Regions from separate parts of the Homo sapiens genome. Here all the other regions are linked to region 2. A link is a loop called in an ENCODE intact Hi-C map of the cell type or tissue named here. Cell type or tissue: PC-9. All regions are shown on one strand. Each heading gives the region's core, and the rest is flanking DNA. Links, peaks and the distances in the headings are about the cores only. Region 1 holds the start of LNC-LBCS (lncRNA bladder and prostate cancer suppressor, hnRNPK interacting). Region 2 has its middle 270 kb from the start of LNC-LBCS. Region 3 has its middle 330 kb from the start of LNC-LBCS. Region 4 has its middle 390 kb from the start of LNC-LBCS.

Evidence for each region. Hi-C counts contacts between places; a loop is a spot of excess contacts. Peaks named below come from ENCODE experiments on the same cell type or tissue, not always from the same donor. Only the 100,000 strongest peaks of a DNase experiment are listed, where the experiment ranks them.
Region 1: a loop joins it to region 2, with 9 times the contacts of the local background. A loop is called at or near these places in 2 of 110 quality-filtered maps.
Region 3: it touches region 2 in a loop (7-fold over the local background); 3 of 110 quality-filtered maps call a loop at or near these places.
Region 4: a loop joins it to region 2, with 9 times the contacts of the local background. A loop is called at or near these places in 3 of 110 quality-filtered maps.

What each region holds. Positions count from the first base shown.
Region 1 is chr6:19,801,952-19,809,873 of GRCh38, forward strand. It overlaps LNC-LBCS (lncRNA bladder and prostate cancer suppressor, hnRNPK interacting), which reads right to left and starts at 2,808. Exons shown (of 4, transcript NR_134651.1): 1 at 2,724-2,808; 2 at 136-205. It overlaps LOC105374963 (a long non-coding RNA gene), which reads left to right and starts at 5,971. Exons shown (of 5, transcript XR_007059488.1): 1 at 5,971-6,034; 2 at 7,232-7,349; 3 at 7,454-7,609. RefSeq lists a silencer at 2,727-2,776. In PC-9, for the core only: no CTCF peak of the experiment used is centred there; a DNase peak (open chromatin) is centred at 2,860; H3K4me3 peaks cover 1,884 bases.
Region 2 is chr6:19,533,658-19,541,579 of GRCh38, forward strand. No RefSeq gene overlaps it. Among named protein-coding and RNA genes, the nearest start is that of LNC-LBCS, 270 kb to the right of the region's middle. In PC-9, for the core only: no CTCF peak of the experiment used is centred there; DNase peaks (open chromatin) are centred at 3,354 and 4,664.
Region 3 is chr6:19,472,817-19,480,738 of GRCh38, forward strand. No RefSeq gene overlaps it. Among named protein-coding and RNA genes, the nearest start is that of LNC-LBCS, 330 kb to the right of the region's middle. In PC-9, for the core only: no CTCF peak of the experiment used is centred there; DNase peaks (open chromatin) are centred at 4,955 and 6,415; H3K27ac peaks cover 1,123 bases.
Region 4 is chr6:19,412,752-19,420,673 of GRCh38, forward strand. No RefSeq gene overlaps it. Among named protein-coding and RNA genes, the nearest start is that of LNC-LBCS, 390 kb to the right of the region's middle. In PC-9, for the core only: no CTCF peak of the experiment used is centred there; DNase peaks (open chromatin) are centred at 3,070 and 5,130; H3K4me3 peaks cover 830 bases; H3K27ac peaks cover 4,180 bases.

The DNA of each region.
Region 1 (7,922 bases), core at 906-5,905, 270 kb after region 2:
ATAGTGACAATACAAAATACTGGTAAGGATGTGGAAAAACTGGATCTCTCATATATGGCTGCTGGGAATGTAAAATAGTACCACATTTCTGGAAAATAGTTCAGCAGTTTCTTTAAAAATTAAACACATACTTACCATATGACCCAGCAATCACACTCCTGGACATTTATCCCAGAGAAATGAAAATTTAGGTCCACAGAAAAACCTGCAAGCAATTTTTCAAGACAGTTTTATTTGTAATAGGCACTCCCCCCGCCCAAAAAAAGAAGGAACCAAAATGTATGATAGGTGAATGCTGAATGATTAAACAAACTGTGTTACACCCATAGTGTAGAACTCAGTAACAGAAAGGAACAAACTAGAAATACCTGCAATAACTTGGATAAATCTCTAGGGCATTCTGCTGAGTTGGGTGGGGTGGGGGGGTGGGGGGGATGGTGAGCTAATCTTAGAAGGTCACAAGCTGTGAGGACCAATTTATAAAACATTCCCCAAACGACAAAATTATAGAAATGGAGAACAGACTGATGGTTGCAAAGGGTTAGGGATGGTGTGGGGGAAAGAAAGGGACGACCATAAAGGGACTGTATGAGAGAGATCTTCGTGGTGTTGAAATAGTTTGTATTTTGATTGTGGTAATGATTACAAGAGTCTTCAGGGATAAGGTGACACAGAATCACAGGCACATTTTATCTCAGTGTCAATGTCCTGGCTTTATTATTGTGCTCTAGCTATGCGGGATGTAACCAACAGTGGAGGCTCTATCAGACCTCTCTGTACTATCTTTGCAACTTCCTGTAAGTCTACATTCAAATAAAAAGTTAAAAAAATCGGTGCCCAGGCCACATCCCAAACCTTGTAAATTAAAATATCTAGGGGAAGAACCTAAACAACTGCATTTTTTTTTTAAATGCACGAGGTAATTTTAAAGTGTAGCTAGAGTTAGGAACCACCGCCAGCTGGTATTATTACCGAAACTACAAGCAGGTGGAACACCTGTAAGTCTGGTGGAAGATGATAAGGAAGGAGAAAACTAAATATACAAATCTATGTTAGGTTTCTTGAGGGTTTTATTCTCCTAACGTTAAAACCTAGTATTAAGTGAATCCAAATAATGTGGATGGGATAATCAGTCATCCATTATGATACAGACCATTTTACACAAAATAGGCCAGCCCCAATAGACTATTCTTTAGATTCTTAAGCATTTGGTATCGATGTTACAATTTTAAAATGCTAAAAAGCAATTATAATCACATTTAAATATGCAGCAATTTTAGAAAATCAATGTTTCACCGAGTTTCTCATTTTAGATGAATAACAAAATGAGTTCAAATTTTTATTTGTGTTGACTACCACCAGCAGCGACCCGTGGGAAGTAAGTGAAAAGCAAGTATTCCTATTTTGACTACACATTCTAATGTATTGGTTATTTATATTTATGATCACCAACTATTATCTATTAGACTTCTCCGGATTTAACTGTTTAGGAAGTGAGCTGTAGACATACAGAAACCAAGGATTATTTTGAGCCAATAAACAGTGACTTGACCAACCGAATGCCTTGTGTGGTTATTAATCATTCCATATCACCATCATCAAAAGACACTGTGCATCTACTCAGCTGGGCCAGGGGATTAAAGGTTTACGAAAGAGTCCCTCCTTGCCTTTAAACGGTTTAAAGTCTGTTTGAGGATGGGTCCAAATACATAAAATGATGAATAACAAAGCGAAGAACATGCTGAAATCTGGACTGACAAAAGAAAAGGGCCAAAGGGCTTGTTTTTACTGGAAGTATTTTTGCATAAGCTGGGAAGGGAGTTTGCATCTTCTGGACTCATAGATCAGACAAATGAGCAGCTTCAACAAAGCAGATTTATGCTATCCACCAGGAGGGTTTTGCTTAGTTGTCAGTTGTGGACTTTCTTCCAAAAATGCAGCTGTTTTGAAGCAAGAAATCTGGCACCAAAAAATAAATAAAATGAAAATTTAGAATAAGAATTACCTCCCACCCAACTCTAATCAACAGCTACGTCTCCCTTTCCTCCACCTTCAAGATTTAAAGGTCTGGGGTGGAAACTGGAGGTGTGGGGGGGCGAATGAGCTATTTGCCTTGCCCCAAGACCACCAATCTCCTGTGTGTGTGTCTCTCTCTCTCCAAATACGACCCTCACACACTCTCCAATTTACACTGCTACAACTTCCCAGATTTGTTTTACCTTCTGGAAAGATTTATCCATTTGGAAGCGTTCTTGAAGTTGCTAACTGTCGTGAAGTTCGATTTGAAAGCAAAACAATGACCGCGTTTTAACAGACAGTGCAAATTCTTTTTAAAAAAAAGTTGTTTTGTGATTATGGGAGATAATCAACAGCTACTCAGACATTCTTCTCTTAAACAGCTGAGGTTTATCATTTTCGCTATTATGACAATGAATTTTTTCCTCCTTTGCTTTCTGCCTTTTGGCAGGAGCCTCGACTCTGCAGGTGTTAGCGCTGTAAGGGCCGAACCCAACCGCCAGAATGTCTGCCGAGCCTAGCATGGGATGCTGCCCAGCAAAACAGCACCCAGGGAGAGGGCGACTGAGGAAGACAGCCTGCAAGCGCGCTTCAGAAAGGACTGGGACCAGAGCCCTAGAAAACTACAGCGAGTGGATTCCCTGGCAGGGGAAACCCGCGAGAGCCTGGGAAAAAAAAAAAAACGAGAGGGAGAGAAAAAAACTCACCCGGGCGCCCTGAAGCCCAGCGCAAGCAAGCGAGTGAGCGCGCAGGCTGGCTGGGCTGCTCCAGCTGGAAGTCATTGTGCGGGCTGGCGTCTGCGTTGTCAGGGCGACCGCCCGGCCGGCGCCAGCGGAGCGGGGGAGGCGGGCTCCGTGAATGGGTGACGTCACGCAGCCGGCGCCAGGCAGTCTGGGCGGCCGAGCCAATGAATCAGCTGTCCGGGGGAGGCAGCGCAGCGCGGCGCGCGGGAGCTGGGTGCAGGAATGCGCCTGGAGCCGCGCGGCCCGGGAGGGCGCGAGACGTCTCCGCCCGCCTGGTCGCCCCGCGGCGGCCAGAGGTCCCAGCGTCCCAGGCTCGGCCATTCCGGTGCCCCCCACGCCCAGTCTGCGGCTGTGCCCGCGTCCCTAGTTTTCCGCCGGTTACCCCCACGGGCGCGCGCTCTGCGGGGAGGCCCACGAGCTGGGGGGGCCGCTGGGGTGGTGTCAGGATGTTTTCACTTACTGCGACTGTGGCACTTATTTAAAAGGAAACATACAATAAAACTTGTCCTTGTAGATAAAATAGACTTTGAAAGTATTGATGAATTCACTGCCACCTTACTGTGCTCTCCGCATTGTGCTGGGTGTTGGGTATCACAAACAATGAAAGGACCAGGACTCGGAAGTTCCCAAAATTGAACTGGGTAGAAAAAAGTGTAAGGAACTCATGATTCAGACTTACAGCCGACTGCTCTTCCAATATTCTATAGTGTGGGACTATAGGGCGCCTTTAAGGTTCTAGAAGGCAAATGGCTCCAAAGATTTCCAATTTTTTGGTGTTTTTGTGTTTTGCATTACCTCTGTCCTGCTTTGCTCTCCATTACAGTGTCCTGTAGGTGGCCAAGTACTGGGTTAAGGTCATTTCAGTATGCCCAGCATTTGACGCTCTCCCTGACTCCTGGTAAGGACTGGACATTGTTGATGGGTAATCCACAATGCAAGAGCAAATAATTTTAAGGCTAGAGTAAAAGGAGTACTTCTGAATTCCTAAACATCTTTTTGGGTGCTTACTTGTTGGTTTCTGGTGGTTTTTCAAGAGTAGTGATGCATCATTACTGAAACTGGAAAACCAGAGTGTGGCCCAGACTCACATTATAGTAGATGTCGTTAAATCAGCCCTTCCTGCTGAAGTCTGTGCCCCCCTTTTTAAATCTGGAAGATGAGATCTGGTGAGATATTCTCTTAAGACTCATGAAGTTCTAGCAGTCTATCATTGTATTTATCAACCTTTCAAACGAATGACTTTATTCCTATCACAGTATGTGATATATGTGACATTCATTTAACAAACACTTCAGGGTCCCTGCTATGCAAATACTATGTACTGGAAGTTTTAACTGAAATTTTTTTGGAATAAAAGTTAAGGGCCTGGCGGCTCATGCCTGAATCCCAGCACTCTGTGGGGCCGAGGGAGAGTTCGAGACCAGCCTGACCAACATGGTGTCCGGAATTGGTGGGTTCTTGGTCTCACTTACCTCAAGAATGAAGCCGCAGACCCTCGCGGTGAGTGTTACAGTTCTTAAAGGCGGCGTGTCTGGAGTTTGTTCCTTCTGATGTGTTCAGTTTCTTCCTTCTGGTGGGTTCATGGTCTCGCTGGCTCAAGAGTGAAGCTACAGACCTTCCCCGTGAGTGTTACAGCTCATAAGGCGGCCTGTCTGGAGTTGTTCATTCCTTCTGGTGGGTTTGTGGTCTCGCTGGCTTCAAGAGTGAAGCTGTAGACCTTCACGGTGAGTAGCACACAGCTCATAAAGGCAGTGGGGACCCACAGAGTAAGCAGCAGCAAGACTTATTGCAAAGGGCGAAAGAATAAAGCTTCCACAGCACCTAAGCGGACACGAACGGCTTTTTACTGCTGGCTGGGGCAGCCTGCTTTTATTCTCTTACCTGGCCCCACCCACATCCTGCTAATTAGTCCATTTTACAGAGAGCTGAGTGGTCTGTTTGCGCTGATTGGTGCATTTACAACCCCTGAGCTAGACACAAAGGTTCTCCACATTCCCACTAGATGATGCTAGATACAGAGTGTCCACACAAAGGTTCTCCAAGTCCCCACCAGAGTAGCTAGATACAGAGTGTCCATTGATGCACTCACAAACCCTGAGCTAGACACAGGGTGCTGATTGGTGTGTTTACAAACCTCGAGCTAGATACAGAGTGCTGATTGGTGTATTTACAATCCCTTAGCTAGACATAAAGATTCTCCAAGTCCCCATCAGATTCAGGAGCCCAGGTGGCTTCACCCAGTGGATCCCGCACTGGGGCCGCAGGTGGAGCTGCCTACCAGTCCTGCGCAGTGGGCCCACACTCCTCAGCCGTTGGGTGGTGGATGGGACTGGGCACCATGGAGCAGGGGGCAGTGCTCATCAGGGAGGGTCAGGCCGCACAGGAGCCCACGGACGTCGGGGGAGGCTCAGGCATGGCGGGCTGCAGGTCCCAAGCCCTGCCCCGTGGGAAGGCAGCTAAGGCCCACCGAGAAATTGAGCACAGCAGCTGCTGGCCCAGGTGCTAAGCCCCTCACTGCCCGGGGCCGGCACCGCTGGTGGGCTGCTCTGAGTGCGGGGCCTGCCAAGCCCACGCCCACCTGGAACTCGCGCTGGCTCGCAAGCACCACCTGCAGCCCCAGTTCCCGCCCACGCCTCTCCCTCCACACCTCCCTGCCAGCTGAGGGAGCCGTCTCCGGCCTTGTCCAGCCCAGAAAGGGGCTCCCACAGTGCAGCAGTGGGCTGAAGGGCTCCTCAAGTGTCGCCAAAGTGGGAGCCCAGGCAGAGGAGGCGACGAGAGCGAGCAAGGGCTGTGAGGACTGCCAGCACGCTGTCACCTCTCAATGGTGAAACCCCATCTCTACTAAAAAAAAAAAAAACAAATTAGCTGGGTGTGGTGATGCACGCCTGTAGTCCCAGCTACTCAGAAGGCTGAGGCAGGGGAATCACTTGAAGGTGGCAGAGGTTGCAGTGAGCCGAGATGGTGCCACTTGCACTCCCACCTGGGCAACAGAGCAAGACTCCATCTCAAAAAAAAAAAGGGGAGAGAGAGAGAAAAAGAAAAGGAAGGAAGGAAGAAAGAAAGAGAGAAACTAGAAAACAAAGCAAGTGCTAATAAACGGGTATAGGCCAGTTTATCTTGATGTGCATGAAGTCACCTGGCAATTGGATGAAATGCAGAAGAGGCTTGGGATTCTGCATCTTTAACAAGCCCCCAAGTGATGTTGATATTGCTAACCCTGAACTGCACTTTGAATAAAGAGAATCTTGACCACAGAGTACCAAGGAAAGCATAAAGTAAGAATATAATGGATATAAAGTGGTCTGGGTTCCTAAAACCTGTGGAGAAGATGAGCTTGAGCCACGTGATTGTGCATATGATTGGCTGAGGGAATGAAAAAGCAGAAGAAACAGCATAAATAACAATTGCATTGGAAGGAAAGGAGCAAAAAATAAGTTGAGGGGTGAAGAAGATTTTGTCTGACTTCAATTAAAAATATTTAGGGAAACTATAAAAAATGGGATTGAAGATTTACTGGTGGGGTAAGACAACCTTAGAGGTTACCCAATTTAATTTGGTGTAGTTGAAACTGAGCAGCAGTACAATCTCATTAGATAATGGCAGAGCTCAGAATGGAAGCCGAACCTGAGAAATTTAGATGACAAATACCTTACACATAGAGTCTTTGATATAAGAAAAGCCACTTGTCATTGTTGTGCAAGGTGAAAATATGAGGGAAGAACGAAAACAAGCGAAGAGACCCATAGGAAATAATATTAATAGTCCAAGCATGGAGTTTTGGGGAAGGTTTGGTCTAGGGAAGATGAGAAAATATCAGGTGAAGAGGTGAATCAGAAAAATTTTGTGTTTGCATGAATTGTAATGGCTGCCACCAGCTGATTAAATCATCCATTTATGTAAGAAAAGGAAAAAACTTCCCTCCATCCCTCCCATGGTCCAATGAAGCATTTTTCAACCCTGACCTCACATCGGCATTACTATTTTTTTTCAGTGGGAATTCCTGAGCTCCACCCCACAGAAATTTAATCAGAATCTCTGGGAGTGGAGCCCTAGAATCAGTATTTTTAAAGCCTCCCTAGGTGATTATAATGGGCAGTCAGTGTTGAGAATCACTAATCTAATATACAGTCACCAGCTCATTTTGTAGGCTTCATTTCTGCCCCTGAACATTACCCCCAGTGTTAACTGTTATACTAGCACTAGATCATTTTTAATACTGGGTGTGTTTGGTGGTGGATTTTGATGGTTTATAGCACATTCTCTAAGCTCAATGTCTTCCATCCCTCATTAACTGTCATGGTTTAGTTGTGAACATACCCTGATATCTCTCATTGGCGAGAGAAGGAACAGTGATTTGGCACGTGACTGGATGGAAATGATAAACCTGGTTTATGAACCTATATGGTACCATAGTGTGGCAGTGCAGTTATTTTACTTGATTTTAGCTTTGCTTTAATAATCTACTTTAACAGCCTCTTTAGGTTTAGAACTGATGAATGAGCACTTAAAATAGCGACTTGGACCATTGGAACTTTTATTTTGCGTCTTCTCTAAAAAAATAATCGTTACTTGCTGGAAAAAAATCTGAAGGTGAGAAGAGTGTATAGTCTTTTCCTTGGTGACTAACTTAACTTTTAAAACTTCATTGATTCATTTATTCCTCTAAAATTAATTGAGTACCTCCTATGTGCCAGGTACTTTTTCAGATAGGAGGATGCCAAGAGAAGAAAAGCATTTTCTCTGTCTTCAAAGAGGAAAAGATGAGCATAGTGAATTTCGGGTGTTGTATTTATTCAGCTTGGACGTTTAAAAGATACTTGGCTTTCCCATACTATCTTGACATGCATTTTGTGAGTATTTTTAAAAATTCATTTATTTACTTTTTAAAAAAGAAAACTAATGAATGTATGTGGTTCAAAAACCAAAGAAAATATTTTCCCTTTCATTCTTGTCCTATGTCTGCCTAATTCCCTCTCACACCTTACAGAAGCCACTATTAATTTCTTACCTATCCTTTGAGAGTTATTTTTTTGAATATACTAGCAGATATAAACATATTCTCATTTTCTCCCATTTTTACGCTGTTCTGTATCTTTTTAAAATTTAAAAATATCGGGAGGATATCTTTCTATATGTGCACATTCTGTTTTCATTTTGTTATTC
Region 2 (7,922 bases), core at 1,984-6,983:
ACCTGCTCTTTTATTTCCACACATTTTACTACTGTGATCCCTAAAATGTCGAGATGATATTGGTCCCACCAAAGGTAGAGTGTATTGGTGGAAATACCAGGTAGAAACAATTATCCAACATTCCTACCTCACCCCAATCCACACATGGCCTCCCATAGGCCTTCTGAGGCAGGATGACACAAGGCAAATATTTTCTTTAATTAAAGAAATTGTCCCAAACCTTGCTGCCAAGAAGTGAGCCACAACTTTTAGTTAAAAGTAAGAAATCAAACGAACTAAACTAGCCTTTTCAGCAAAGCTACAAAGAGATTTTCAGGCAAGGAAATTCTAAAGATTCTATCAACAAAAGATGCTGGACATTTTCCTGAACACAAAGTTGTGGATATTTTTGGATGCTGGAAAACATGTGATTGTCTAGGAACACAGAAGTATGCCATACAAACGTCCAGGACCCACTGGAAAAGAAAACTCTGCGAAGTCTACAACTGCGATATTTTAAGATACTTTTACAGAATGTACCTAATTATGTCATTCTAAACCTTAAACCTACATGAACACGTATCAGAGCCAACATCTTTACATCATGCACACGTTTAACATCTCACTAACGCTTGTGAGCAGGAGAATAAAGTCTTTGTGTTAGCAACAAAAGCATCATACTGCTTCCTTCAGACAACACCCACTTTTGTGTAGCCAAACCCTCCAACTCTGAAGCTTTTAATAAGCTACTTGCCCACAAATTAAAAGAGATTCTCCAATTCCATCACTAGAAAAGAATGTGATTTCAGCATCACAAGAGTAAATAAAATAGTAATCCTAGTGCCATAAATTATGCATCTTTCATCTCAAAGGACAATAAATAAAGCATCTTTCATCCCTATGAATCCTGAAGCAGTTAACAATTTATACACTAGCATGGGGGAATCAATTGATTCATCACTGAAAGGCATCCTGCTCTGGGATGCTGTAGTATTTTGTTAATAGCACACACAAGCCTTACTGAAAGATGAGAAGCAAGGAAATGTTACTCCAATGGTTTACGTTTGAGAGATTTAAGTAGAGGTGATAGGACTCTAATTGCAATTCACTCACAGTAAGAGTTCTCTCTCATTTGAGCTCAAGACTTCCCAGATACAAAGGTATAATTCTTCAAAGGTCATTGCTAGTGTTCCCATTTCTTCTCACATGGTTTTTTACAATACACTTTTTTGAAGCAAATATTTACTCACATCATTCACCTGTTGAAATACCTTGTCACTCTTCTTTGCCTAGCATGAAACTTCTTAGTATGGCATGAAGGGTTCTCGACCTCCTAGCTGCTGATTTTGGAAGATCCTCCACCATTCAACAACCCTGGATGAGTTATTCTCAACTGTTGGGAGAGAAGGATCCAGGGTAAAGATAAGGCGACCATATACCTTGCCATTCAAACTGAGCCACATGTGAGAGTGCAAGGAACATACAACAGTAATATTTACATCAGAACAAGAGTAAACTGGGAATGTCCATGGCACACAGGACTATGACTCCCCCCAGTGAAGGGAAACATCTCATAAGAGTTTCTGAAAGGTTTGTGTAGGGGGTCATAAGCAGTTTGATAAAACATATTTAATATTCCTGGTGCCTTTGTAACAGCATCCACAGCTGAACAACACATTTCTGGCTGGCTTGGCTTCTCTAGAAGACAGAATGAGAAAGCATTATAGGAGTTTTGAGTTTTGAAAGGTTGGATAACACTGTTCTAGAATCAGCATGGCAAAATTCTGTCTGAAAACCCACCAAGCTCTCTGAGCTGCACTTGAAGACATGTGGTACCACTTCAGTGCTCCTGAAGAGAGCTGGCATGATCAGAAAGAGGAGCTCTGTTCCCAAGCCCTTGTCTCTGGCACTGAATGAACCTCTGGATGGGTGCCAAAGGCTTTACAAAGGTTCTATTTTCCTCATTCACACGTTAGAGATATAACATCAGTGGTGATGACTAGTACCGAGAGCCATATTTTCTCATTCCATGCCAAATATGGCATTTCATTAATGAACTAGGCATCTCTCTCTATATTATAGACCCTGGAGTTAGTTATGATCAAATAGGAAAAATTTCATCTACTGAACCATTAACTTCACTCTACAAGTATTTACATTTTTCTTTAAAAAAACTTATTTTCACTGTAATCCCAGCACTTTGGGAGGCCGAGGCAGGCAGATCACCTGAGGTCAGGAGTTCAAGACCAGCCTGGCCAACATGGAGAAACCCTATCTCTACTAAAAATACAAAAAATTAGCTGGGCATGGTGGCAGGTGCCTGTAATCCCAGCTACTTGAGAGGCTGAGGCAGAACTGTCTGAACCCGGGAGGCAGAGATTGCAGTGAGCCAAGATCACACCATTGCACTCCAGCCTGGGCAACAAGAGCGAAACTCCAACTTAAAAAAAAAAAAAATTCAAATACATATTCAACACTGAGACTCTATAGTACCACAATGCAGCAGCACATTGACTTGGCTTCTGAAAAGTACCTTAAAGCATCCTTTCCCCAGTCTTGGCTTCTGAAAAATACCTTAAAGCATCCTTTCCCCAGTCTTGGGCTCAGTCTGTGTGAGAGTTAGGTTTTCTGCTTGTTTGGTTTTAACTTTAAAAAAAAAAATTGTGGCCAGGCACGGTGGCTCACGCCTGTAATCCCAGCACTTTGGGAGGCGGAGGCGGGCAGATCACCTGAGGTCAGGAGTTCAAGATCAGCCTGGCTAACACAGTGAAACCCTGTTTCTACTAAAACTACAAAAAATAAGCTGGGCGTGGTGGTGCGTGCCTGTAATCCCAGCTACTCGGGAGGCTGAGGCAGGAAAATCGTTTGAACCCGAGAGGCGGAGGTTGCAGTGAGCCGAGATTGCACCATTGCACTCCAGCTTGGGTAACAAGAGTGAAACTCTGTCTCAAAAAAAAAAATGTATAATATAAACTCAAATTGGGCTGCGCTCTAAGATACGTGAAAGCACATACCCACAGAAAATAAGCTGCCTCCAAGTCTGCAAGTCTTAGACTTTGCAAATATTGACAATGTCAGCCTGTAAGAGCCTTTACACATGTACGCATTCAATCAATACATGGATTGATACTTAGATCTAGAGGCAGTTAAAAAGAGCAGTGTTCAAGGATAGTAAGGAAGAACGACTTGTTTGCAGCCCTGGTTGCTGAACACACTGCAGAGCTCAGAAAAGAGTAGGTGTTCAATAAATATTTGTTGAATAAGTGTTGAAAGAACACCTATAAATCTTTCTCTTCTCACAATGACTCAAACATATAAAGCAGAATGATAGCCCTTGGGCTAGGAAGGTTGGCCTGCGTGATTTCCCCGTTAGCCTGCCTGATTCCAGGTGGGAAGAAAACAGCTTGGCTGCCTCTGCTTAACCTCAAGCTCTTAGCTTTCCCATAACTTTATTAGATAACTCATCTTTTCCTCACCCAAGACAGATTGAGGAACCTATGCATATCCTAGGGTGAAAAAGTAGTACTCTGCACAGGAATGACTCAGCTGTAATGACAGGCCATGGATCGGAGAGGGCAGCTGGTTTCCAATATTCACCCTTCTGTGGACCTAACGAACCTACTGAGGCCAGCTCTAAAAACACTGACTCTTACACATTGAGCCTATCTTTGCAAATTAATTGCAGTCCAGGACCACCACAATGTATGACCTATTCTGCTCTACACAGTGACACTGTGCCTATCCACTCACATAAAGCTTTCTTGATCAAGTAGAATGAAAGAAAGATCCAAAAGAGTACACAACTTGACCAGGAACAACAACTACCACCAAAAGAGAAACCAGCATTAGCTTAAGGGAGGAGTTCTTATACATCTGGCATTATTTGGGAACAAGGTGTTCCAGATTTATGAATTTGCCAGAGTTTAGGAAAAGGCAGACTCTGTGTGAAGAACATATGCAATGGACATGCAATAACTAAGGATGGAAATTAATTACATCTGTGCAAGAAGGAAGTGGGGGCCAGAGAGAGGGCAAGGGAATCAAGCCCTCAAGAGCTCATAAAGAGACTGAGGGGAATTCTGGGTTTTTCAGGACACATAGGGATTTGGGCTGATTTCATGTGAATCTAAAATGATGGAGTGACTCCCCAGTAACACTGGAGAATCAAGAAACTTGCAAATTTAGGGCTAGAACCCAGGTGTTTTCAACCAGTCAGCCGCTCTTCCCAAACATCATTTTGCCCTTCACATATGTGATAACATGCTCTATAAAGTTGCCCAAGTTTGAGAGGAATTTTTAGAATATAACTTTACAAAGGACAGATGTGTGTTTTATATTTATATTTATGTAAAACACACGTATATGTGTGTGTGAGGGAGAGAGAGAGGGGGGCTTTATATAACGCACAGCAAGGGTTTTATTTTCTCCCTTCTGCATCTGTAAGCTCATTTCTAATCAGAGAGCCGTTTCACAACACAGGCAGCTGAGGAAGAAGATTGGCCCTTCAGGGCGAGCCGGCTTGTTTCCACTTGCTACAGAGGTGAGGAGTAGTGGTGCTGCCAGCTGCCCTGATAGTGACTCCATCTGCCCTGCCCCCACCATCGCCCCAGGCCGTGCCACACCTCCCCAAGCCAACTGCTGGGCTTCTGAAGGCACCCTGAGATACCAAGCGTTACCTGGCAACCGCGCACCTGTGAGCCAGGTCAGCCAGGCAGGTGGTGCTAACCTGTGTGTTCAGGTCTGAGGGCGCCCAATGCGTTCCTGTGCTCCCTCATTACAGCTCACTCCCTCGGCCCAGAGAGAACAGAGCTGATTGTTTTCCTTCTCGGTTTCCTAGAGACAACAGATCCACTGATTAGCTTTCTCCATCAAGCATTCAAAAAGGCCAAGCTACACACCGTAACATTAACCTTGAACTTGGAACTCTTAAGAAAGTGCCCAGTTTTATTTGGGGAAAAGATCTCTGCCAGCAAAGCCGATCCTTAATTTGGGAAATGTAAGGAAAGAACTCAGAGTAGTTAATAATAAATTATAATGCATGTGTGTAAAAAGAGAAAAAAAATATGTAACAATTATGCTTTCATTTTGTTTGGTTTTGCTTTGATCTCTGTTCTTCCCCACCCCGTCGCCACCAGAAGAGGTTCACCTGTCTGAGGAGAGATGATGAGATGGCTCTGGGATGGGCCTCTCTGGCCATTTCAAGGAGCAAGCGGTTCAGGGTTTGACCAGCTGTGACTCTCCACTGTATCCAGAGTTCCCGCTGCTGGCATGGAAACCTGACATTGACCTCACTTCTTGTCTGCTGACCTTGCTCATCTCAGGCACCATTTTCTGGAAGCAGATGAACAACTGTAAGGACAGAGAACTAGGCTGCTGCAGTGCCTCCTCCTTCCATCGCCCCAAGGGGAGTAGGTCTGGGCAGGGAAGGACCCAGCCAAAAGTGGTTGTCTGTACGCTGCTGGGGCAACCCCAATAAATATTTTGTAAATGTTTCTTTAGTCCCCCTTAGTGCATTAAGAAAAAAAATTCTGTGCTCATTTTTGCATGTACCATATCCCTAGCTTTGTAGTTGTAGCCATAGATTAAGTTGTATTAGAAATCCGACTTCCTTTATTACATTACTCTAGTTATCCCTTCTTTTCTCTGCCTTTATTTGTTCCCTAGTCGTTTCTGTCCTCTCTCATTCTCCCCGCATGTGACTTTTTGTCTTAACCCATTACTTTTTGCTGTACTGTCTCTTCCATGCCATCCAACTTTATCCCATTGGCTGTGTGTCCTGAAAATGTCCAAATTAGGTGTTTATGCCTCTATAAAAAGCATTTTCTGAATCACCCTTAGGAGATCAATCCCCTGTCCTCCTGCTCTTTGCTCCGTAAGAAAGATCCACCTACGACCTCAGGTCCTCAGACCGACCAGCCCAAGAAACATCTCACCAATTTCAAATCCGGTAAGCGGCCTCTTTTTACTCTCTTCTCCAACCTCCCTCACTATCCCTCAACCTCTTTCTCCTTTCAATCTTGGCGCCACACTTCAATCTCTCCCTTCTCTTAATTTCAATTACTTTCATTTTCTGGTAGAGACAAAGGAGACACGTTTTATCCATGGACCCAAAACTCCGGCACCAGTCACGGACTAAGGAAGGCAGCCTTCCCTTGGTGTTTAATCATTGCAGGGACGCCTCTCTGATTATTCACCCAGGTTTCAGAGGTGTCAGACCACGCAGGGATGCCTGCCTTGGTCCTTTACCCTTAGCGGCAAGTCCCGCTTTTCTGGGGGAAGGGCAGGAACCCCGACCTCTTATCTCTGTGCCCCGATCCCAAATTTCCGCACCCTGACCTCTTATCTCTGCACCCCGATCCCTTATTTCCATGCCCCAACCTCTTATCTCTGCACCCCAACCCCTTATTTCTGCACCCTGACCCCTTCTCTGCTTTTCTGGAAGGCAAGAACCCCCCACCCCTTCTCCGTGTCTTTACTCTCTTTTCTCTGGGCTTGCCTCCTTCACTATGGGCAAGCTTCCACCTTCCATTCCTCCTTCTTATCCCTTAGCCTGTGTTCTTAAGAACTTAAAACCTCTTCAACTCTCACCTGACCTAAAATCTAAGCATCTTATTTTCTTCTGCAATGCCACCTGACCTCAATACAAACTCGACAGTAGTTCCAAATAGCCGGAAAACAGCACTTTCAATTTTTCCATCCTACAAGATCTAAATAATTCTTGTCGTAAAATAAGCGAACGGTCTAAGGTGCCTGACGTCCAGGCATTCTTTTACACAACGGTCCCTCCCTAGTCTCTGTTCCCAATGCAACTCGTCCCAAATCTTCCTTCTTTCCCTCCCACCTGTCCCCCCAGTCCCAACCCCAAGCGTCGCTGAGTCTTTCTAATCTTCCTTTTCTACAGACCCATCTGACCTCTCTCCTCCTCACCAGGCCTAGCTAGGTCCCAATTCTTCCTCAGCCACCGCTCCTCCACCCTATAATCCTTTTATCACCTCCCTTCCTCACATCCGGTCCAGCTTACAGTTTCATTCTGTGACTAGCCCTCCCCCACCTGCCCAGCAATTTACTCTTAAAAAGGTAGCTGGAGCTAAAGGCTTAATCAAGGTTAATGCTCCTTTTTCTTTATCCCAAAGCAGATAGTGTTTAGGCTCTTTTTCATCAAATATAAAAACCCAGCCCAGTTCATGACTCGTTTGGCAGCAACCCTGAGACACTTTACAGCCCTAGACCCTAAAAGGTCAAAAGGCCGTCTTATTCTCAAAATACATTTTATTACCCAATCTGCTCCCGACATTAAATAAAACTCCAAAAATTAAATTCCGGCCCTCAAACCCCACAACAGGACCTAATTAACCTTGCCTTCAAGGTGTACAATAATAGAGCAGAGGCAGCCAAGTAGCAACATATTTCTGAGTTGCAATTCCTTGCCTCCACTGTGAGACAAACCCCAGCCACATGTCCAGCACACAAGAACTTCCAAACGCCTAAACCACAGTGGCCAGGTGTTCCTCCAGAACATCCTCCCCCAGGAGCTTGCTACAAGTGCCAGAAATCTGGCCACCACCCCAAGGAATGCCCGCAGCCCAGGATTCCTCCTAAGCCGTGTCCCATCTGTGCAGGACCCCACTGGAAATCAGACTGTTCAACTCACCTGGCAGCCACTCCCAGAGCCCCTGGAACTCTGGCCCAAGGCTCTCTGACTGACTCCTTCCCAGATCTTCTCGGCTTAGTGGCTGAAGACTGATGCTACCTGATTGCCTCGGAAGCCCCACAGACCATCACAGACGCCGAGCTTTAAGTAACTCTCACAGTGGAAGGTAAGGCCGTCCCCTTCTTAATCAATACGGAGGCTACCCACTCCACATTACCTTCTTTTCAAGGGCCGGTTTCCCTTGCCTCCATAACTGTTGTGGGTATTGACGGCCAGGCTTCTAAACCTCTTA
Region 3 (7,922 bases), core at 1,980-6,979, 61 kb before region 2:
TTTTTTTTTTTTTCCATATTTCCATCCCTGGGGATAAACTCAGTAGGCTAGAGTATAGAAATAATATTCAATATTTACATTGATATACATTTTTAAAAAATAATATCAACCACACAGAAATTATATGAAAGGAGTTTGGGCAGAGAAGTGACACAATAGACACAATTTGATTCAGGCTTTGTTTTTAGTCCAGCCCTGCAGTTCCCAAACTGTGCGCTGAGGGCGCCCTGGTGCTGCGGTGATTCATATGGGCACTGCAGGATGGACTACATTTTAGAGGAAAACATAGTGACATTTGTCAAATACCACATGAGCTATTATTACCACGACTTTTCTTGGACATAAATCAACTTAATAAGCAGGCTTGGACCTAAACTCAATTAATAAATGGAACTATTAGGTTTAGGGTGTTTTTGTTTTTGTTTTGTTTTGCTTTAGCTAGATGCACTTTGAAAAAGAGCTAAGACATTAAAGATGCTGTGAATGGAGTAAGTTTGGGAACCCATGGTCTAGCCAAGTGATGATGGCTGGCATTCCTGTGCTCAATCTCTGGCAAGAAAAACAAATATGGCCAAGTCCTATTGCTTGGAATGGTTTGGAAATAACATAATACTTTCGCAAAAACTAGTTTTCCTAAAATATGGGAAATTTTGACTTACTTGCATATTGATATGGTTAGGCTTTGTATCTCCACCCAAATCTCATCTTGAACTGTAATTCTCATAATCCCCATAATCCCCATGAGTCAAGGGAGAGACCAGGTGGAGATAATTGAATCATGGGGGTAGTTTCCCCCATGCTGTTCTCATCATAGTGAACTCTCACGAGATCTGATGGTTTTATAAGGGACTCTTCTCCATTTGCTGGGCACTTCTCCTTCCTGACGCCTTGTGAAGAAGGTACCTTGCTTCCCCTTCGCCTTCTGCCATGATTATAAGTTTCCTGAGGCCTCCCCAGCCATGCTGAACTGTGAGTCAATTAAACCTCCTTCCTTTATAAATTACCCACACTCCAGCAGTTCTTTATAGCAGTATGAAAGCAGACTAATACACATACTTACATTGTAAAAGTAGTTTAATATAGATGAAAAATACAGTCAACTAGCACTTCTTCCTTGTTTTCTTATTCAATAAGTTAGGACTTAGAAAAAGTTTCGAGTTCACAGATTGCCTAAATATCTTCTTCACTCATCATTCAAAAACTGGTGGCTCGTGAAAATGGTAGTATGAACGAGACATGCCCACCCGTGAGAAATCATGTTTCTTCGTATGATAGGTCATGGTAGGAAACTAATCCTAAGCAGGAAGACATGTTCCTGGATATATAATACAGGCTTCTCAGAACCATTCACATGAAATTTGACCCTAAAGCAGCAGTCCTCAACCTTTTTGGCACAGAGATTGGTTTTGTGAAAGACAATTCTATGAACCAGGGTGGATGGGTGTGTTAGCCTATTTTCACACTGCTGATAAAGAGATAACTGAAACTGGGAAGAAAAAGAGGTTTATTAATTGGACTTACAGTTCCACATGACTGAGGAGGCCTCAGAATCATGGCAGGAGGTGAAAGGCACTTCTTACATGACATGAGAAAAAAAAATGAGGAAGATGCAAAAGCAGAAACTCCTGATAAAACCATCAGATCTCGTGAGACTAATTCACTATCATGAGAATAGCATGGGAAAAACTGGCCCCCATGATTCAATTACCTCCCCCGGGTCCTCCCACAACACATGGGAATTCTGGGAGATATAATTCAAATTGAGATTTTGGTGGAGACACAGCCAAATCATATCATTATGCCTCTGGCCCCTCCAGATCTCATGTCCTCACATTTCAAAACCAATCATGCCTTCCCAACAGTCCCCCAAAGTCTTAACTCATTTCAGCATGAACCCAAAAGTCCACAGTCCAAAGTCTCATCTGAGACAAGCCAAGTCCCTTTTGCCTATGAGCCTGTAAAATCAAAAGCAAGTTAGTTACTTCCTAAACACAGTGAGGGTCCAGGTATTGGCTAAATACAGCCACTCCAAATGGGAGAAATTGGCCAAAACGAAGGGGTTAAAGGGCCCATGCAAGTCCCAAATCCAGCAGGGCAGTCAAATTGTAATGCTCCAAAATGATCTCCTTTGACTCCAGGTCTCACATCCAGGTCACGCCGATGCAAGAAGGTGGGTTCCCATGGTCTTGAGCGGCTCCACCTCTGTGGCTTTGCAGGGTACAGCCTCCCTCCCGGTTTCTTCCACGGGCTGGCATTGAGTGTCTGTGGCTTTTCCAGGTGCACTGTGCAAGCCATCAGTGGATCTCCCATTCTGGGGTCTGTAGGACGGTGGCCCTCTTCTCATGGCTTCCATTAGGTGCTGTCCCATTAGGGACTCTGTGTGGGGGCTGTGGACCCACATTTCCCTTCTGCACTGCCCTAGCAGAGGTTCTCCATGAGGGCCCAGCCCCTGCAGCACACTTTTGCCTGGGCATCCTGGTGTTTCCATACATCTTCTGAAATCTAGGTGGAAGTTCCCAAACCTCAATTCTTGATTTCTGCATACCTGAAGGCTCAATACCATGTGGAAGTTGCCAAGATTTGAGGCTTGCACCCTCTGAAACCATGGGCCAAGCTGTTCCTTGGCCCCTTTTAGCAATGGCTAGAGTAGCTGGGATGCAGGGCACCAAGTCCCTAGGCTGCGCACAGCATGAGGACCCTGGGCCCAGCCCATGAAACCATTTTTTCCTCCTAGACTTCCAGGTCTGTGATGGGAGAGGCTGCCATGAGACCTATGACATGCCCTGGAGACATTTTCCCCATTGTCTTGAGGATTAACATTAGGATCCTTGTTACTTATGCAAATTTCTGCAGCCAGCTTAAATTTCTCCTCAAAAAAATGGGTTTTTCTTTTCTACTGAATTGTCAGACTGCAAATTTTCTGAACTTTTATGTTCTGTTTCCCTTTTAAAATGGAATGCTTTTAACAGCGCCCAAGTCACCTTTTGAATGCTTTGCTGCTTAGAAATTTCTTCCACCAGATACCCTAAATCATCTCTCTCAAGTTCAAAGTTCCACAAATCTCTAGGGAAGGGGCAAAATGCAGCCAGTCTCTTTGCTAAAACATAACAAGAATCACCGTTGCTCCAGTTCCCAACCAATTCCTCATCTCCATCTGGGACCACCTCAGCCTGGACCTTATTCTTAGTATCACTATCAGCATTTTTGTCAAAGCCATTCAACAAGTCTCTAGGAAGTTTCAAGCTCTCCCACATTTTCCTGTCTTCTTCTGAGCCCTTCAAACTGTACCAACCTCTGCTTGATACCCAGTTCCAAAGCTACTTCCACATTTTCAGGTATCTTTTCAGCAACACCCCACTGTATTAGTACCAATTTACTGTATTTGTCCATTTTCACACTACTGATAAAGATATACCCAAAACTGGGAAGAAAAAAAGGTTTAATTGGCTGGGCACGGTGGCTCACGTCCGTAATTTCAGCACTTTGGGAGGTCGGGGTGGGCGAATCATGAGGTCAGGAGATCGAGACCATCCTGGATAACACAGTGAAACCCCATCTCTACTAAAAAATACAAAAAATTAGCCAGGCCTGGTGCCTGTAGTCTCAGCTACTCAGGAGGCTGAGGCAGGAGAATGGTGTGAACCTGGGAGGCGGAGCTTGCAGTGAGCCAGGATTGCACCACTGCACTCCAGCCTGGGTGACAGAGCAAGACTCCATCTTAAAAAAAAAAAAAAAAAAAAAAGAGAGAGAGAGAGAGAGAAAGGGGTTTAATTGGACTTACAGTTCCACGTGGCTGGGAAGACCTCAGAATCATAGCAGGAGTTGAAAGGCACTTCTTACATGGCAGCAGCAAGAGAAAAAGTGAGGAAAATGCAAAAGCAGAAACCCCTGATAAACCCATCAGATCTCGTGAGACTTACTCACTATCACAAGAATAGCATGGGAAAAACTGGCCCCCATGATTCAATTACCTCCCCCTGGGTCCTTTCACAACATGTGGGAATTCTGGGAGATACAATTCAAGTTGAGATTTGAGTGAGGACACAGCCAAACCTATCAGAGGGGGTATAGAGGAGGAATGGTTTCAGGATGATCCAAGTGCATTACATTTATTTTGCACTTTAGTTCTATTATTATTACATTGTAAAATATAATGAAATAATTATACAACTCACCATAATGTAGAAACCTTGGGATCCCTGAGCTTGTGTTGCTGCAACTAGAAAGTCTCATCTGGGGGTGATGGGAGACAGTGACAGATCATCAGGCATTAGATTCTCATAAGGAGTGCACAACATCGATCCCTCCTGTGCACAGTTCAAAATAAGGTTTATGCTCCTATGAGAATCTAATGCCACTGCTGATCTGACAGAAGGTGGAGCTCAGGCAGTAATGAGAGTGATGGGGAGTGACTGTAAATACAGATGAAGTTTTGCTCACTTGCCTGCCACTCACCTCCTGCTATGCAGCCTGGTTCCTAACAGGCTACAAAACTGGTACTGGTCTGTGGACCAGGGGCTGGGGACCGCTGTGCTAAAGTATTTACTTCACTACAGTTTTTGATACTGGATGGCCTTGGAGAGCAATGCCCCAAAATGAAGGCTGCAGAAGCAGCTCTCTCTGACCTCCTGCCCTCCTGTCTCTGACCTCTCATTCTCCCCTGAGGCTAGCAATAGAAACTAGAATCCCTCTTCCCCAAGTCAGGTCATAGAATCTAGAACCCCTTTTTCCCAAAGCCGGCCACATAACCTAAAAATGTTGTTCTAACTTTTCCTTTATCTTTCTGTGTAAAAACTGACGGTAAATAAATTAATCTGACTTACCTTATTTGACTGTAGGTCATAAGACTCTCATTCTAGAGAGGGTTATGCCCCATACCCAGAAGGAAGGAATGCTGCTTAGAGAGGCCAAGAAGAATCTAGACAGACAGGACTTGCTGCATTTTCCCACTCAGTCTATTGGTATTAGATGACACCCTTGTTGTCCAATCACAGTTCTACATGGCAGTTCATACTTTATTGAACCTAAGCATATAAATGGACAGTTTCCTCTGTACCTTTGGGTATTCATTTTGAAGGCACTCATGGCATGTAAAACTATGACCAAGTAAATTTCTATGCCTTTGCTCCTATTAATATGCCTTTTGTCAATTGAGAACCTTTAGAGGTTGAAGTGGAAGATCTTCCCGTGGCTCCTTTAATACTTTGAGTACCATTTGTCAAAAAAGTAAATATGTATAATATTGTGAGCTACACGGTTTCTGTTAAGAAGCTATTTAAAGACTGTTGAAAATATCTAAAACCTTACTTACCATTATTTCTTCCCAAGACAAATCTTTCCAAGGCATTTTTTGCAGGGAGGAGTTACTAATACAGAGTAGAAATAACCCTTTTCTATAGGATGTCTCCGTTGTCTCAGTTAAGTTCTGCTGGAGTTTGTGGTGGGTCAACTTGAGGAAGATAACACCACATAGACTTGAATCCCCTTCCCTGTATAATTCTAGTTTCAAGTAGACTCCAAAGAGGATATGGAGCAGAAGTGAGGCAGCGGCCAGTACACTCTGAATGAAGTGGTGAGAAGTAGATGCTGGTGTTCCCAGCTCATCTTCACTCTTCTCTATTCTGTGTCCAGTTCCTCTGTCCCAGTGGACACTGTTGACCAACGGCAGCCTGGGGCCCGCCAGCAAATGTTTGGCAGCAAACTCACAGAAGCAGCTGCCACACAGAGGCACGCTCCCCAAGGCCCTGCATGGCCTCCCCTTCCCATCCACCTCAGACTTCCTGACCACTGACTCTTCTGATGCCCCCACTCCTGCCTTCCCCCACTCCCCCAGCTCCTTCTACACTGGAAAAGCTCTCATTCCTGTAATAAACCCCTGGTCCCGTGGCTCACAGTGGTTCCCTGACTGATACAGGTACATACTGTAGACACTCCAAGTGACGAAGAAAACTTGAAAAATGATTCTCCAGTAAATGTGATTTTTCTTGTAAGTAATTTCCTTATGGGAACATTGAACTGGAATACAAAGTATCTGTCATTAATTAGTTCTGTTTTTTAAAAACATCCTAGACCATTGCTCCTTAAATCCTTTTATTAATACTAAAGAAGACTTGGGGGTGGGGAAACAACACATATATGCATAGATTGTCTAAAATGCATTAAAGTTACTCAAATTTCTTATGGACTTTTCCCCCTGAGGAAGAAGAAAATGTTTCTATAGTCAGGGAAGTAGTCCTATTTGGTGTAGCTTTCTCTTTCAGTCAAGCAGTTTCTTTCCAGATTTAATAAACAGCTTTCAAAAGGGGTATAAAAGTGTCTGCTCAAAAGCCTGCAGTCTGTTATTTGTGGAAGTGCCTGTGGATTCACAGACCTGTTTCCAGAGGGTTGGATTATCATCTTGTGATAACTCATTGCTCAGCACTGAGTAATACAGTTCTGTGGGCAAACAAAAAAGCCATTCTTTTTTGGTGACAAAAGATGAAGCTAGTTATTAACAATTTGATACAAAAGAAGTAAAAAGGACTGGAAATGAGGAGTCAAGCCAGGTTTGGCATCTATTATTCACACAAAACCTTCTAGTAATGACAACTACCCCAATCATAGAAAACTCCTATTCAGAGGACTCATTATCTTGCTTCACTGTCAAAAGTATAGATGATAGATAACATCCAATGACTGTCAAAATTAAAATCAAATCAATTTTAATGAAAGAAAATAGACCATTTCTGTCTGTTGATTCCAGGGAAAATGTAGGATGATGAATTTCTGAAACCCTTAATTTATCATTTCACCCTAAAAAGTACCTGTTTTTGCAAATACTTTCTATATTGTCAACATCCTTTAAGAAAAAAAAAAAAGAAGTATATCTGCTTAAATACTAAGCACTATTTCTCTGAATTCCAGTCTACTGAGTTTATTCCCAGAGACATTTTTTTCTATATTATCTCAGAGTTGCAGGCTTCATCAAAGGTCATCAGATCCACTGATTTTTGTCAAATATCCCCATGTTATTTCATCTGATAAACTATAATTTGCTATTGGCCTTTTGAAATTTTAAAGAATGGGAAACAATAGCTGTTTTTTTCTAAAATAAACAACAACCTCCACTAAAAATTAAACAAAACTCAAACAAATAAAAATCAAAGGAAAAATATGAGAAGCTCACAATTCAGAAGGCTTAATCTCATTTAATAGTTAATCTGTATTTCTTTTTATTTATTTTCCACGTGAATACGGGGCCAAATTCTCCATAAACGTTAACATAATGAGAACAAAGGAACACATGTGACAATTTCCTTCTGAAGTTAATATTTTAAAAATGAATTTATCTCATATCGCAAAGATCATACACTATTTACAAACAGTGGAAGGCTGAAGCCAACCATGTCTATTAGCCAGATGTTATTTTACTATTCTTTTAAAGGAATACTTAATTTTATGACACCACTGTGGCCCTTCAGAACTGTGGAGGACATGAATGTATTAATATAATGCATTTTTCTGTTTCTTGAAATATGTAGAAAACAAAACACCAAAATAAGTGAGTATCAGATGGCTGGGCCCACGGTTCCATGTGCCTTACCACAGCAGATCTGAACCCTAAGCAGCATTTTATTTATTAGTGTCATTACTTTATTTATCCCTAGTATGGCTCAGGAACAAATACTTTGATGTTTTCACATTTCCACAGCAGATAAGTGACCAGCATGGTTCTTGTCGAATGAAAGGCAGTCAGTATATACTGGCAAAAAAAAATGGATCTGAGAGAGAAAGCAACCAAAATAAACTAATTTGAATAACACCCTACATTGCTCCCAGTCATCTCAATGTCTTCGTTTTTAAAAGGGCTAGTACCCCATGTTTGGTGATTGCAGCCTATGTCTCGATACCCTCTGTCCCTGAAGGTTCAGACAACCTCTGAA
Region 4 (7,922 bases), core at 1,019-6,018, 120 kb before region 2:
TGATCCTAACCAAATCTCATGTGGCTTAGAGGGGCCAACCAAATACATTCCCTCAACTAGAGGAACTATCTAGTTAGATTTTGCATTTGATGTTAACCATGTTAGATTGCCACTAATGAAGACCAACTGAACATTTTTTATTGTTTTTATTATTATTGAACGGCAAGCTAGACAGTGGCTCCCTCAGGTAACAGTTACTGAGCTTCCACTGTTGGCCAGGCACTGTTATAGGTGCCGGAGAGTCCACAGGACCATGATGAACAAGGTCATTGCTTACACAGGACTTTTGCTCTAAAAAGAAAGAGTGACTCATTAAAAAGAAAGAAAATAATGGAGAAAATACCAGAATTAAACAGGGTGATGTGAAGGGATGTGGGGCTAGAACATCCTTTGTATGTTCAAAGATGGCCCTTTAATTAAATGACTTTTAATACACATCAAATGAAAAGATTATCAAACATTCAAGATGATTTTTTAAGTCCCAAATATATTCATAAAGTTTATTTGTAAGACAACCACTTATTCTGGGTAATAACTATTCAAGCCAGTTTGGCTATAATAAGGACATAACAGGTAGGTAGTTACTCCTTGAAATAGCCTATGGAATACAGCTGCCTGTCAAGATGATTTAGAAATTCCGAACTTGCTTCTTTTATTCTCCCAAGATCATTTATTATTAATTGCACATTCATGAGTTTTAAAGAGAGAAACAATATTAATTGGGCTTTGTGGGGGACCTTGTAAAATTGTGCAAGAGCCAGAGAGGCTGATGAAAGGAAAAGATTAATACCCATGTAGTGCCAGGAGGGTGACTAATGCGATTACTTCCTTATGAGGCTGTAGCTCTCAAACTCTCGATTCCAATTTTAACAGAACAAAGTATATTTGAAGCTCATGCACTGACTTTTTGCCCAAAAATATTTGAAAATTATTTTTGCTGCAATTAGAAACTTTATTCCAGAGATAAGAAGAGTTTTCCTATCCAGAATTAGATAATTATCATATTTGTGAACAAATTGGCTTTAGCCACAGTGAATAATACAAGTAGGTACAAGCACCAAAAATGTTACCACCGAATAGTTTTCTTTAGTATGGAAATGCTAGTCAATCTAAAGTATAACAGCATAAGGAATTTATTTATTATGGCCATTTCTTCATATAACATCACGGTTATGAGTGGTCTTTTTACGATATTTATTATACATTTTTAATTTGGATTCAATGTATCTGCATTGGATTTTTTTTCTTTCTAAACACAAATCTCTATCTATACTTACGTAATAATGACAATGCATTCTTTAATTAATTGTAACATTCTCAGTGTGGCCCTTATTATTGTTTTTCTTAAATACAGCAGCAATTACAACAACTTCACTCTACTAAGTGTTTAATTTTTAATTGAAGATGCACAAAAATTAGCCATGTCTTTCAGCTCGTCCTAAGAGAAGTCACCTGTCAACCTTCAATACAGTCAGAAGGATTCCAGGAGCAAAATGAAGAAAACTGAAAGCAGTGTTTCACTTATAAGACTAAGAGAATTTAAAAGACCCTTTTTAATGAATAAAATAAGCATTTTTATCTATGTTATCTATTTTATCTACTTTATCTAAGCATGTTATCTATAGTCATATAACTAACCACCCTAAAACTTAAATTTATTATCTCTCATATTTCTGTGAATTAGCTGAGCACAGCTTAGTGGTTCTTGCTTGGGGTCTCTAAGGCACCTGCAGTCAAAGTTGGACTGAGTGGCCACAGTGGCTCACTCTCATGGCTGGCAGACGATGCTGGCTCTTAGCTGCGAGCTTAGGTAGCTTGTCCATGTGACTTGGGCTTCTCACATCATGGCAGCTGAGTTTCAAAAGCAAGTGTTCCAAGACACTAAAAGAAGAAATGTACTAGTTTTCCATTACCATGTAACAAATTACCACAAACTTGGTGGCATAAAACAATGCCCATTTATTATCTCACAGTTTCTGTAGGTCAAAAGCCTGGGCATGGTTTAGCTGGATCTTCTGCTCAGGATCTCACAAGGCCTGATCAAGGTGTCAACCATGGTTACGATCTCAACGGAGTCTTAAGATTCTTTTTCAAGCTCACTTGGGTTGTTGGCAGAATTCATTTCTGGCAGTTATAGAACTCAAGGCAACTGCTTTCTTTGAGACAAACAGGGGAATGTCTCTGAGCTCAGGAAAGACATAAGCTTTTCTCTTTGTTTAAAAAAAAAAGAACAGCTGGCCAGCCACGATGGCTCATGCCTGTAATCCCAGCACTTTGGGAGGCCAAGGTGGGCAGATCACGAGGTCAAGAGATCGAGACCATCCTGGCCAGCATGGTGAAACCCCATCGCTACTAAAAATACAAAAATTAGCCAGGCATGTTGGTGGGCACTTGTAGTCCCAGCTACTTGGGAGGCTGAGGCAGGAGAATCACTTGAACCCAGGAGGCGGAGATTGCAGTGAGCTGAGACCACGCCACTGCACTCCAGCCTGGTGACAGAACGAGACTCTGTCTAAAAAGTAAAAATAAATAAATAAATAAATAAAAGGACAGCTTTATTGAAATATAACTTGCTCATTTAAGGTATGAAATTCAATAGTTTTTAGCAGAATTGTGCAACCATCATTGCTTTCTAACTTTAGGATGCTTTTGTCATCCCAGAAAGAAACCCTGTGCCCATTAGAAGTTACTTTTTTTTTTTTTTGAGATGGTGTCTCGCTCTGTCACCCAGTCTGGAGTGCAGTGGCATGGTCCCGACTCACTGTAACCTCTGCCTCCTGCATTCAAGTGATTCTCCAGCCTCAGCCTCCCGAGTACCTGAGACTACAGGCACACACCACTGTGTCCAGCTAGCTAATTTTTGTATTTTTAGTAGAGACCAGGTTTCACCATACTGGCCAGGCTGGTCTTGATATCCTGACCTCAGGTGATCTGCCTGTTTCGGCCTCCCAAAGTGCTGGGATTACAGACATAAGCCACCGCACTTGGCCAAGCAGTTACTTTCAATTCCACCACTGCCCCTAGCCCTAGGCAACCAGTAATCGTTTTTATCTCTATAAATTTTTTCCTGTTTAGTTATATTAGTGGAATCATTCACATTCACAAAAGACTTAGTGACTGATTCATAATCATGAGTCACTAAGTCTTTTGTGACTTAGCAAATGTTTTCAAGATATAATGTTGTATCATGTATTTGTACTTTATACTCTTTTATAGCTGAGTAATATTTTTATGGATATACCACATTTTATTTATCTATCAATGTTGATAGACATTTAGATTATTTTTATTTGGGGATTATTGTGAATAATGCTACTATAAACATTCATGCAGAAGTTTTTGTGTGCACATATGCTTGTATTTCACTTGGTTTTATACCTAGAAGTGAAATTGCTAGATTATATGATAACTCTATGTTGAACAATTTGAGGGACTGCTAAACTACTTTCCAAAGCAGCCACACGATTTTCCATTCTCACCAGCAATGTATGAAGATTTCTATTACTCCTCAACCTTTTCAACACTTGTTATTATCTGTTTTTTTTTATTACTACAACCATCCTATTGGGTGTGTAGTATCTCATTGTGGTTTTGATGTGCATGTCCCTAATGACTAATGATTTGAAGGTATCTTTTTATGTGCTTATTAGCCACTTGTATACCTTCTTTGGGAAAATATCTATTCAAATCCTTTATTCATTTTTAAAATTGAGTTATTGTTATTTCAATTCCTGAGTTTCCACAGGTTTTTTAAAAATATATTATGAATACATTTCTTGCTAGATATATGATTTGCAAATATTTTCCCAATTTAATTGGTTGACTTTTCACTTTCTAGATTATATCCTTAGAATCATTACAATTTTAATTTTGGTGAAGTACAATTTATCTTTTTTGGTCTTTTGCTACTTTGCTTTTGATGTTGTATCTAAGAAATTATTGCCTGCCCCAAGTTCATGATGTTTACTGTATGTTTCCTAAGCGTTTTATAGTTTTAGCCATTGCATTTAGGTCTAAAATCCACTTTGTGTTTATCTCTGTGTATGGTGTGAGGAAGGGGTCCAACTTCATTCTTTGGATATCCAGTTGTTCCAGCACTATTTGTTGCAAAGACCTAGCCCTCTTTAAAAGGACCACCTGACTAGTTCTAACCTAATCAAGATAAAGTCCCTTTCATTAATTCAAAGCCAACTTACTAGAGATCTTAATTACATCCAGAAATGCCTTGGCCATTGCCATATAAGGTAGCATAATTCCTGAAGTGACATATGTCATAGTCATAGGTCTCATCCCAAATCAAGAGAAGTCTACAGAATGAGGCATGCACTCTATGAGGTAAAATTTTGGAGGACAACTTAGAATTCCCACTACCATGGATAACTACCAGTGTCTTCAGGCCTGGACTTGAAAACTGACAGAACATCATTGCCATCATATTCTATCCACTAAGCAGTTATAGGGCCTACCAAAATGCAAAGGAGGAGTAATAGGGTTCACCTTTTCATGAAAGGAGTTCCTAAGAACACCTGCCTGTCTTTAATCTGCCACAACCTGTTATCATAAAAAGAAGTTTTAGAGATGGTTGTTTGTTTGTTTATTTGTTTATTTATTTATTGGATACAGAGTCTCACTCTGTCACCCAGGCTGGAGTGCAGTGGCACGATCTCAGCTCACTGCAATCTCCACCTCCTGGGTTCAAGTGATTTTCCTGCCCCAGCCTCCTGAGTAGCTGGGACTACATGTGTGCATCACCACGCCTGGCTAATTTTTTTGTATTTTAGTAAAGATGGGGTTTTGCTCTGTTGGCCAGGCTGGTTTCAAACTCCTGACCTCAAGTGATCTGCCCATCTTGGCCTCTCAAAGTGCTAGGATTACAGGAATGAGCCACTGTGCCCTACCTAGACATGGTTGTTTATTAAAATATTTAAATTCTAGTTTTCTTTCTTCTATTTTAAGATTCTTAAATACTCTGAAAATCAAGAAGACAATTTGTTGTAAAGAAAAGTCTGAAACAATATAATAACTACCTATGTTTATATACTGAAAAGAAATTAGAAACCCAATTCTTACAGGAATCTGGCCTCTTCCTCTGTTGATTTGTGCTTAGCATATGCCCAGGTGAATCACCTTAGCTGTTTCATACAGTGCATTTCTTCTTTGTGAGCAACAGGTGACCTATGAATGACCTTAGAAAGATGATTCAACTCATATACAGAAGCAGTTTTCTCAGAAGTAAGAGGTCCAAAATGACTTGATTAGAACTGAAAGAGAAGGCCTCATATTAATGTTAGTGCTACCAACAACTCTACCCCAACAAATTACTGTTTACTCCCCCCTCCAGCTTAATTCTAACAAGGTAGAATAAAGACACCAAATGGCACTGACTAATCTATGCCAATTTTTGTTAAAGTGTACAGGAAATGAAGACCTATACCAATATGCAAATTTCACAGGTATAAGCAACCTATAGTGGTTAAGACATTACACAAAGCTTGTCCTCATGCAAGAGGATGGGCAAAGTTTTTTTTTATTTTATTTTAAATAAAGTACTTCATCCCTGCACAAGTGAATAGGCCTATCTTACATACATAAGAAACATACTCCAGAAATATATGAAAACCAACTGTCTCTCTGTCTCTGTCTCTCTCTGTCTCCCTCCCCCTCTCTCTCACCAGCCTCTCTATCTCTCTGTCTCTTTTTCTGTCTTTCTCCCAGAAGATAACTGAAATGGAAATCTGAGGGAGGTTGATAGAATACTATATGAAGGAACAATCAGGATATTAAAATAGGTGTAGACTTTCTTGGAAAAAAATGTACAATTACTGTATTAGCCTAAGCTGAAATAATTATGTGTCTTTTTTTCATGATCACAAGGCAGAAAAAAAAAACACAAAACAAAACAAAAAATTAGAACTCAAAATAAAATATCTAGCTTGGTACCAGAGCAGTTTCTAAAACTTATCCTGATTAGTAGGCTAAACAAAAAATCCTCATGTCTGAGCTTGTATCTTCATTTTCTAAATGGTGATAATTGTATCTAACCTACCTATCTCAAAGAGGTATATTATAAGAATCCAGTAAAATATGTTCATATGTCTTTTTTCATAATTTTATTTTAAATTTAGGGGTACTTGTGCAGGTTTGTTATATAGGGAAAATTGTGTCATGGGGGTTCCTTGCACAGGTTATTTTGTCACCAAGGTATTAAGCCTAGTACCCATCAGTTATTTTTCCTCTCTCTCCTCCCACCCTTCATCCTCTGATCAGCCCCAGTGTGTGTTGTTCCCCTCTATGTGTCCATGTGTTCTCATTTAGCTCCCACTTATGAGTGAGAACATGTGTTATTTGGTTTTCTGTTCCTGTGTTAGTTTGCTAAGAATAATGGTCTCTAGCTCCATTCATGTTTCTGCCAAGGACATGATCTTGTACTTTTTATGGCTGCATAGTATTTCATGGTGTATATGTACCACATTTTCTTTATCCAGTCTATCATTGATGGGCATTTATGTTGATTCCATGTCTTTGCTATTGTAAATAGCACTGCAATGAACATATGCTGGCATGTATCTTTATAACAGAAGGATTCATATTCATTTGGGTATATACCAGTAATGGGATTGCTAAGTTGAGTGATATTTCTGTTTTTAGGTTTTTGAGGAATTGCCACACTGTCTTCCACAATGATTGAACTAATTTACGCTCCCACCTACAGTGTATAAGCATTCCTTTTTCTCCACAATGTTGCTAGCATCTGCTATTTTTTGACTTTTTAATAATAGCCATTCTGACTGGTGTGAGATGGTATCTGATTGCGGTTTTGATTTGCATCTCTCTAATGATCAGTGATATAGAAGCTGTTTTTCATATGCATGTTGGCCACATGTATGTCTTCTTTTAAGAAGTGTCTGTTCATTTCCTTTGCTCACTTTTCATTGGGGTTCTTTTCTTCTTGCACATTTGTTTAAGTTCCTTATAGATGCTGGATATTAGAAACTGCAAAAATTTTCTCCCATTATATATGTTGTCTGTTCATCCTGTTGATAGTTTCCCTTGCTGTGCAGAAGCTTTTTAGTTTAATTAGATCCCATTTATCAATTTTTGCTTTTGTTACAATTGCTTTTGGTACCTTCATCATGAAATCTTTGCCTGTTACTGTGTCCAGAATGGTATTGCCTAGGCTATCTTCCAGGGTTTTTATAGTTTTAGGTTCTACATTTAAGTCTTTAATCCATCTTGAGTTAATTTTTTTTATATGGGGAAGGGAAGGGGTTAAGTTTCAATCTTTTGCATATGGCTAATCAGTTATCCTAACACCATTTACTGATTAGGGAATCCTTTCCCCATTGCTTGTTTTTGTCAGGTTTGTTGAAGATTAAACAGTTGCAGGTGTGCAGCCTTATTTCTGGTTCTCTATTCTGTTTCATTGGTCTATGTGTCTGCTTTTATACCAGCATCATGCTGCTTTGGTTACTGTAGCCCTGTGGTATTGTTTGAATTTGGGTAGCATGATGCTTCCAGCTTTGTTCTTTTTGTTTAAGATTACCTTGGCTATTTAGGCTCTTTTTTGACTCCATATGAATTTTAAAATAGTTTTTTTCTTAGTTCTGTAAAGAATGTCAGCGGTAGTTTAATAGAAATGGCATTGGTCTATACATTGCTTTGGTCAGTATAGCCATTTTAATGATATTGATTCTTCCTATCCATGAACATGGAATCTTTTTCCATTTGTGTCATCTCTGATTTCTCTGAACAATGTTTTTTAATTATCTTTGTATAGATCTTTCACCTCTCTGGTTAGCTATATTCCTAGGGTTTTTTTTTTTTGGTTGTTGTTGTTGTTGGGTTTGTTTTTTGTTTTGTTTTTGTTTTTGTTTTTTTGTGGCAGTTGGGCCTGGGATTGTGTTCCTGAGTTCACTCTGAGC